2 separate regions of the Homo sapiens genome follow, and region 2 is linked to region 1. A link is a contact called in ENCODE Hi-C data. All regions are on one chromosome and are shown on one strand. The core of a region is the stretch at or near the end of the contact, and the rest is flanking DNA. Distances in the headings are between cores, read along the strand shown.

Region 1 (4,666 bases), core at 1,380-3,879:
AAATGATCCAGGAAGTAAATGAGTTGTGAATAAATTATGAGACTGAATAAATTATATAAGGATTTTTTTTTAAGATAGAGCAAATGAAAGGTTGCAGGTCAGAATTTAATCCAACTAAACTAAGCTAATCTTCATCCTCTTCTCTTACTTTCCCAGGGCCTTCATTATGTTCCCTGCTACAAGGTCAGAAGGCTGTGCTGAGCTCCAAAATCTGGAGACACTAGTGAATTATTAAGACTAGGTAGTTGTAGCCTTTCAGTCCTTAGCACGGTGAAAGTGGGGTCCCACAGTCTCGGAAATCATCCAAACTGAAATGGCCAGGGAGATTAGAAGGAAAATAACGCCAGAAGGGCCAAGAGTATCCTTGTTCCTTTAAAAATAACTCTAATAACTTGAAAGCCCCTGGGAATGTATGTTGATTCTGTATTACAGAGGGGATAACGGACTCCGCTGGAAACAGATGTGATCTGCTTGATTTCCTCTGATACCATGAGCTGAAAACAAAGAAAACTACTGAACGTGATAACATTCAGGTTAAACAGTTCAAAGTTCCAAAAAGCGCAGTTTGGAAGGAAGCCTTTGAGTAATAAGCCATAAATTTTGTTGCAATCATCAACATAAGACAAAACTAGCTATGTCCCAAGGCCCTTTGTCTAGAAAAGAATTCTTTTCTTCTCCAAATCCCTCAAATGAGTTTTAAATGTGCAAATGATGGCTATAATTTACACAGAAACTTGAAACTATTAGCAGTTTAATCCACCTAAAATCCTAATGAAGTTCTGCAGTATTATTCCTGTTTGTACAGCCCAGCAAACAGAGCACAGGAACTGCCGCCCATAGACTCTGGCAGCTAGCTGTGCAATGAAATGAGACTGTAGGCCCAATCTTTGTAAAAAATACCAGATTATTATTGGGATTCAGGAGATCTGGAAGTTCAGAGCCAAAAAGGCTTTAGAAAACGACAACTAGATCTTATTATTTTTCCTTTGCAGTGATTTCTCTAAAAGGAAACAACCCAATGTGGGATTTAAAACTTTCCCTTCATTATGGTTTGTTTTCTAATAGCCTGAATCTGAGCATGAATAGGTAGGGGGAAGGCGGTGGGTTCCGGACACCCTGATCATCATTCAGATTCGTTATTTGCTTGAAAAGGGTGACAGAGGCCACCTTTCCAACAGGTGAATGCAGGGTTGCCTTTTAGAAAACACTTCTGCTTCGTTCCCTCCTGTCCCCCACCGTCTCTATCCCCATCTCTTAGATCACTGTTCACATTTATATCATTGAACTTGTAAATTGGTTGTCTTTATTGTTCTTTTTGAAAAGTGTCTGCTCTAGATTTAAGCACAAGTGAATGCTGTGTATGTGGGGAACAATCTTGTAACAGGAGCTGCGGGCAGCAGAGCCCTCCTGTGTGGGTTTTGTGGACCCCTAAGCAGCAAAACTCAGAATATATAACACCCACCACCACCAAAATATTTATCTGGATCCAAAATTTCAGACAGCACTTGCTTCATCTGCTCTTCTGTTCCTTTCTTCCTGAATCCTGGCTGCCTCATTTCAATAGATAAATGAAATCTTTCTCACTTTCTCAATACTCTTTGGGGAAATTCCACTTTGAAATTCTCTTTTCCCTGTCATTTTTACTTTACAGTTGAGAAGACAGGGATGAACTAGGAAACAGGATCTCGATCTCTTTCTCTCTCTCTCTCGCCTTCTCTCTTTTTTAAATGACGTAGGGAGTTTGGACATCCTCCCTACCCCCACCTCCCCTCTCTGATTCCAACCCTGATTCCTGATTCCTGGAGAATTATAGTTTTCCTTTTAATGCTTGCTGATTACCGCACCGGGGAGGAGCAGGAGGGGCTGCCCAAGGAAGAGCCCCGGAGCCCATTCTGATCTCCGAGGAGCCCCAGCTGCCGGGTCCCGGTCAGGCTGGTCACAAAGCCCGGCGGGGCTGGAGCGCGAGCGCATCTGGCAGAGGCTTCCAAGCGTCCCGCGGTGCGCCCGTCCCGGCGGGGGCGGCTCCACTCCGCCCGGGCCCGAGTTCGCTGGGGGACAACTTACTGTGCTTGCCGAGCGTCCACACTGCAAACTCCCAAGCGGGAGGGGGAAGAGAGCCCAGGCTGCGCCGTGCCGAGGAGTAGAGGCAACAAAAGACCGAGGCACGAGGGGAGGGAGGCAGGCACGGAGGGACCGCGGACTCTGGCCCCTAGCTCCCCGAGAGCGCCCCTCGGATGCTGCTGGGGAGACCCTCCGGGCCTCTCTTTGGGGCCTCTGGGGCCCGCGGCTCAGACAGGTAGTTGGAGGAAAGAAGAACAAAGCTGCCCGCGGAGGCAGGCGGCGGTCTCGGGGCGCCCCGGGGCGGGGAGAGCCGAGGCCGAGGAGGCACCCCGCGCCCCCTGCCCCGCGGCCCGAGCGCCCCGTGCCGGCTGCCTCCGCCGCCTCCCCTCACGCCTCCTCCTCCCCGAGGAATCGGCGCTTCCGAAGGGACGGGCGGCGGGCGGCGGAGGACGCGGGGGAGCGGGGAAGGCCGGCGGCGTGGGGGGGGGCGCCGGAGGAGGGGGTGGGGCGGGGGGCGGGGGCGGGGGCGCCCCCCGACTCCGCCGAGCCGGGCGGGCCCCGACCGCCACCCTGCCGCAATTTCCCTGTGTCATGGCTCCGGTCTCTTAGCAACAGCCGCCAGTCCGGCCGCCCCGAGCCGCCGCCGCGGGCTCAACTCCACCCGGCGGAGCCCGGCGCGCCGCAGCCACACAAAAGAGGCGCGAGGGCCGGCGGCGCGGCCGCAGGGGCCCGCCCGGGAGCGCCGCGCTAGGGGACGCCGGGAGCTGGAGGATGAGCGGCGGAGAGGAGGGCTCCGAGGCGGGATGCGGGATGCGGGATGCGGAGGACCTGACACTTCTTGGAAACTCTTGGAAATGGCTCCCGCCACAGCGCCGGCGGGGACTGCGAGCCTGGGGCGGGCGCTCGCCCCCGCGGGGCTGCTGAGTCGCGCTCGGATGCGGGGCCCCGGGGCGCTGTCCCTGCGCTCCGCCGTCGGCTCGGGCTGAAAAAGTTTCTCCATGGTTCCTTTGTGTCGCCCGAGCGCCCGTTCGCCGGCCCCGACCTCCCTCGGTCTCCCTGGGTAAGTGAGCGATCTTGCGTGCGGAGAGTGCTGCCATTTTGAGCAATTCTGCCAGTCCCCAGCCCTTGGGGGCCCCTCCCCGCCCCTCGGGTCCCCGAGTCCCCGCGCCCCGGGCTGGTGTTCGGTGAGAGGCTTTTTCCCGGGCTGGCTACACGGGATGCGCTGCCCAGAAAAAGCTAGTTCAGGATTGCCCTCACTTGGCTCCTGCCTGTCTTCTTTCCAGAGGCGGACTCCCAGCTGCTGCACTCATGTGACTCCAGCTAACATCAATAAGCAGACCAAAGCCAGGGGCCAGGGGGTCGCCGCCCTGCCAGTGAGGGGCCGGGGTCGAGGACCTGGGTTGGGTACCGGGCACAGCACAGCGCTCCCAGCCTGTGGGATCCGAGCCTCCGAGCCTCAGAGTGGGGCTTAATCCATCTTGAGCGGAGAACTTGAATGTCTCTCTTGGAAGCAGTTGTATTTTTAGACATCCCTCCTTTGCTTCCCCCATCCTCCATTCTTTAACCACGGTAAGACCAGCTCCAGGCAGTAAATTGCGAGGGCAGCCAAGCTTGACTGCTAAGTTTGTTTTCTTTCATTAGGTATAAAGGAAAACCTCAAAGGTGGGTCTCCCGTGGCATCTGACCTTTGTCTGTATTTCGTGTCAGATGATGATACATTAAAAGGGAGTACAGCCTTCAACAGAGCTGAAGGAATAATAAACGAGGGAGTTAATTACTAGCTATTAAACTCATTTTAAAGATGTGCGGTAAAGGACTGTTGAAATCCATTCCAACCTTCCTTACATTCTACCGGAGCCAAAGCTGCCTTGCTGAGGAGAAATCCAAGTGGGTTTCCTCCTCCCCCAAGGCATCCAGCCTCCCGGCGCACCTGATCAATGCCCAACAAAACATGTAGCCTTTCTGCGGTGGGAGAGCCACCCTGCCAACTGAGTCTGAGTTCGCTTCTAAAAAATGTCTGGTCCTTAAAGCCTTCTTAAGATAACCACGGATCTCCAGATTATTTAAGATGCTGGACTCCAAGGATCACTTAAAACAACAGTCTCTATGTTACAACCACATAATAAATGTGCTTACTTATTTGGGATTAGAGATAGACAGTAAGCTCTTTTTTTTGTTTGTTTCAATCTGTACTTACTGGTGCAGCTTAAAGGTTTATAGATGTATTCTCTATACTGACCCCTCTCTTATCTACCTGGTGCTTCTCTTTACTGAAACCCAGCTAAGTCCCAAAGAGATATTGATTTGCAAATATTGCAAAGAGCTGATTACCATTTACATTCCCACTGATGGAGAAAAGATCCTGCCTATATTGATATAATGGAGGAACTCAAGGGCCAAAGCCTTTCACCCAATCACCAATTAAAAGCAAAATTCTACCTACCACACATTTTCAAGGGGGAATTTATTCTAAAACATGAATTATCTGATAAAGGATAGAAGAGCAAAAGGCTTGGGCGTGATATCTAAGTCTTTCAGTTCATACAATGTCCTTGATTTTAGCATCTCATAGGAGGGAAAACAACTAATGGGACAGAAAATGTTC
Region 2 (4,666 bases), core at 686-3,185, 440 kb after region 1:
GCGAGAGAATATTTTTCCTAGTTATCCAGGAGTTTGAATTTAAGAAGGGAATCCAAGACACATCCCCATACCATGCCCAGAACTGCTGTCTGCATTCATCAGATGATCACACCCACTAATCAGATGGTGTCCAGATCCAGGTGTGTTGATAACTGGGCGATTCGAGTGGCCTAATACAGTTTAGCCAAGACCTCTCCTTAGAAACCATGATCCATCATGTATTTTTCTATATTGTGAAGGATAAAATGTGTATCAAATCAAAGTAATAGAGTAAAACCACAGTTTAAGACCACTTACTCCTTGGGGAAAATTTGAGAAGTTTATCGGGAAGTTAACCTTTATATGATGTTTGAGGTGGAACATTAAAAAACAGGTTTTTCATTTGTGGGAATAAAGTATTCTCTTTTTACAAGAATGGGGGTAAAAATTCAACACTGTAGTTCTAGCCAGAGAAGATTATACCTGCATGGTAGAGAAATATAAACAAATTGGTCATGAACAAATTTCAAAGATTAGAGCAGTTGTTCAAGAGTCTTAAAGCAGGAAATGAACCCCAGATGCATTTATTTAGCTTGATTTTCTTTGATATTTTTAAAAAAATGTTTCTGCTCGATGCCCGGCACTGTAAGAATACAGTGGTGAGTGGATATAGCTTACAGGTAGGCTACCCCGACCACAACTCAAATTCTAATACAAACAAAAATAAAAGTGCCCCCCTGACAGTGGCAACGCAGGAGCTATGAAAACAGCTTCCCTGAGATGTAACCTAGTCCTGCAGTTCAGGGGTGGAATCCTGAGGAAGGGGTGCTTGAGTGGTGGAGAGAAGGACGAACGGGTAGAAGGCTTCGGGGCGTGGAGGTGTGTGTACAGTCTCCTCTTTGCAGGAGAGAGCCTCACAGGGAGCGAGGTGAGGTAGCAGGGAAGTCACAGAGGCAGGCAAGCCTGGGAGGCCCCTGCAGGGTCTTTCCACAGTTAGGCTTTTGCTGTCTGTGTACCAGAAGCATCTCTCACTACTGAATCTGATAGCTAAACCGTGATGTTGTCATATAGCTTTCTTCTCCCTGAGATCTGTGTGTGTGTGTTTTTTTCTTTTTCAATGGTAAAAACAGAAGTTAAAATAAGTGATACAGTCTCAGGGATGACCTCCCTAAATTTTCACTTCACTGCCTACTGTGCCATCCGAGATCACTTGTTCCACCAGATGAAAGCAAGGAGAGCTGGTTTATAGGATCAGCAAGACTTCCAAAAAAGCAGGGGAGCAGAGCTTCCCGAGCCCCTCAGTCCTGAACCTTACTCAAGTTCAGCCCCGAGGGCAGATAAGCTCCAGGAAAGACAATTGCTTTATCACAAGCAGAGAAAAAACAGTGCAGTCTAAACATGTATGGAATCTTTTACTTTTGCTTGAATAGAATGTTTGCGATTTTCCTACAGATAAAAGAACGGTAGAGTTGTTGCTTACAGGAAAAGGCTGTACCTATCTTGAAGCCATGTTGAGAGTGCGGTTTGCCTTATGGTTTCAGTTTTTATGTGATTGTTATTTACTACCATTTGCAAATGCTACTCATATGTTTTACAGATTGTAACCACAGAACTTAAAGGAATAGTCATCTGAGATTCGGGAAGGAGCAGTGACTACCATTCCCTGCAGGTTGCTGAGCCACGGGATCGCTGCAGTGAGCGCGCCTCCCTGCTGCTCCAGCTTCTCACTGGGCTGAGCCCAGAAGACAGGGCCTGCCGTGTCTGGTTCTCGAATTAGACCAGGCCTCCCATCTTCTTAGCAGGGTTCAGCAGCTTCCTCCTTACCCCTGTCACAGGAGTGGGAACGGCTGGGCAAAGAGGATTAGCACTGGCTTTCTGGGATTGTGGGTTCACGCAGTATTAAGCCAGGATGCCCTGATAGAGGAATGTTAGAAAACAATACTGACCTTTGATGTGTAGACCCAACTATACCCCTCAGTGGCTCAAACAGGGTATTACATGTATCAGAAACAAAAACCAAAAAGTATACAGAATCAAAATATTTAATGATTGAGAAGGTTTTTTCTTCCCCTATCTACTGGACTTTAAATACTCATCTAAAATATGATATGCGCAAGTGCAGACAAGACTGAATGAAGCATCATTTACAGTGTGAGCATGTCCTGTTTTTTTAACCACTTATTTACATTTCATTACAGGTCTTACATAGATTATAAGATCATTTTAATTTAAACACATATTTAACTGGTGAAATGATATATCATTACATCTTTAAATATGCTGGTGGTTTATGTAATACCTTGATATTCTTTCTCTTTCTATTTATTCTCAGCCTTGCCCTACTAATATAGGCTTAAACAGTTGATGGACAGGAAAGGACACAGATTCACTTAGTACATAGTTTTTTAAAGCAATGACAATATTATTCTCATGTTTTTTGATTATCAGTGTCTTACAGAATTGAAAAGTGACAGTGCTACAAATTCATACTCATTAAATTCATATTATTGAAAGTGGTGTTTTTATTGTCTATATTTGAGTTGCATATAGCTCTTCATTTGACCAAATGAATTATAAATCACAATTCAAGTTTTGTTTGTTTAGGGGTTTTTTTGAGAATTCTTACAAAAGAAGTTAAGTACTTCCTCTCACAGGAAAATTCTCAAAGTTTCACGTCATTCAGAATTAGCTAATATGATTATTTTACGTGATTCAGGTTTAAGTACGTGTCTGTTTCAAACATTCCTCCTTCTTAGACTTCCTTTTCTGCGTTCATTTTGCATGCGTTGGCTTAGTGACCTGAATCCACAGCAGGAAATGTTGTCTGACAGTTTGCTGCCAACATCTCGTATGTGTGATGTGAAACTCTTTGCAAAAAATCAAGCCCAATGTTTCTGCTAGCCAAGAAGAAGCGTGCTTCACTGGAAAGCCATCATCTACCACAGTGCACATCTCTGAGTGCAAAAGTCTGGTTTCAAGTAGAGACGGAAATTACAACAAATGAAGGCAGGAACCAATTAAAAAAAAAAAAGCACCTTTAAAGAAAGGTAGATGGGCTTAATATGTAGGGAGGTACTTTTGTCATGTATGTACTTGAAGTGTTTGCGCACTGAATCTAAGTCAAAACATAGGTCAACTCTACTGCATGTGAACAGCCCAATCTAGTTTGGACATTGCTATATGGCTTACAATGCATAATACCAAAATGTGCCAGTATACCCAATATGTATTTAAAACTGTTCTGGGAGTGTGTGTTTGAAAAGAAAAATTGAATGTAGACTCAGTTTACTAATATCAATACTATTTTTGAATAATTTCCCAGTTTTACCTATGTAAAGAGAAGGGATTTTTTTTTTTCGTAAGAGTAATGGTATGATTTGTTTTCTATGATTTCATTGTAGAATAAATAGGATTTTAATAGTACATCAGTCTCTATTCCAAATTCAGCATTAGAAACCTTAAATTTATCAGGCTCCTTATGAAAAAGGCCTAATAATAATCACCCGCATTTATTGTTGATGCTTCCCATGAGTTAGGCAATGTGCTTTCCAGTGTTTTATCTTAATACAACAATCCTTTGCATAAGTACCAGTATTATTTCCATTTTATAATGAAAACAATGAAGCTCAGAGAGGTTTAAATAACTTGTCTAACATTACAGAGCTGATTAGTTGTAGAACCAGAGTCCAGCCTTGGGACTGTCTAATATACTGCACTTGAATAATGGGAAGACAAACTTTCAGTGGGTAGGAATATCCAACTTAAAGGTGTTTAAATAATGCCAGATGAATTCTCATCTCTAGATAATTTAGACCTGGAAATTAAACACACATGTTCACTATTTTGTTTATAAATTTACCAAGACCAGGAAGTAGTTTCATATTCCTATTTTAACAGAAGGCTCCAGATCATTATTGCTAACTTGATTAAATGAGAATGTGATAGAACAATTATTGATTGACTGATGAATGTTTGAAAGTAGTTACCCTCATGGTTTTCTGAAGAGCTGATTGCTCATGAATTTAAAGAAAGGACTGACAATATATGTGCCATCTAGAGAGAAGAAATGTGATCTCTGCCTCTCATGTCAGCCCTCTATGAATATGCTGCCTGGACCACATTTGGGATTAGTACATAGGCTGAAAGATCCCATTAAGTCCTGCCTCTTGAGAATGGATTCTGGCAGTAGTGATGTGGATAATGGACTTTCCATGCTTATTAAACGTGGCATTGCATGTACACTTGAGACAGCCCAAAAAGGCAGGAGATTCACATAGGATAGCTGGTGCCTTGTCTTTCTTCTTAGGGCTTCCCAGCTCCAGCCCTTTCTAAGGCTTTATGGACTCTGTTGTCCCAGACCAGACACCATCATCTTTTGTTCCTGGGTTTGACCACGGCGCTTTGGCATTTTCCAAGTATGGATTAAAAAAAAAAAAAAAAAACAAGGAAACAAAAAAAAAACACACTCTCCGCTTAAATTTCAAGGCAATGTTATAGAGTATTTTTCTATCAAGAATTCGTTAGAAAAAAAGGAAGCCCAGGAAAGGTGACTTACACAGAGTCCAGGTGTCTGATTTGGGCTCAAGCTGTGGCCCAGAGAGTTTGCCGAACTCTTTAGAGTCTCCATCCTTGAGGTAAATGGTAGTGCAGTCATTTAGAAATAAAGACAAGTTCAAGTGACCTTTAA

Evidence for each region. Hi-C counts contacts between places; a loop is a spot of excess contacts on that map. Pooled maps may share reads with other maps.
Region 2: a loop to region 1 is called in a pooled map, with 2.0 times the contacts of the local background. The contact joins the enhancer-like site here to the promoter of TMEM200C in region 1. A Hi-C loop is called at or near these places in 3 of 168 maps with a recorded cell type or tissue (CD4-positive, alpha-beta T cell, CD4-positive, alpha-beta memory T cell and naive thymus-derived CD4-positive, alpha-beta T cell) and 7 of 50 pooled maps.

The regions. Positions count from the first base shown.
Region 1 is chr18:5,893,485-5,898,150 of GRCh38, reverse strand. TMEM200C (transmembrane protein 200C) reads left to right here and starts at 2,629. Exons shown (of 2, transcript NM_001395400.1): 1 at 2,629-3,121. All of the region lies in intron 9 of MIR3976HG (MIR3976 host gene), which reads right to left. LOC121725015 (a long non-coding RNA gene) reads right to left here and starts at 2,424. Exons shown (of 3, transcript NR_172505.1): 1 at 2,065-2,424.
Region 2 is chr18:5,453,965-5,458,630 of GRCh38, reverse strand. All of the region lies in intron 3 of EPB41L3 (erythrocyte membrane protein band 4.1 like 3), which reads left to right. Among named protein-coding and RNA genes, the nearest start is that of EPB41L3, 88 kb to the left of the region's middle. RefSeq lists an enhancer at 1,724-2,224. Within about 2 kb of position 1,935, at least 11 of the 41 ENCODE cell types and tissues checked have a DNase peak (open chromatin) inside an H3K27ac peak, as active enhancers do; they include CD4-positive, alpha-beta T cell, where a contact is called at or near this core.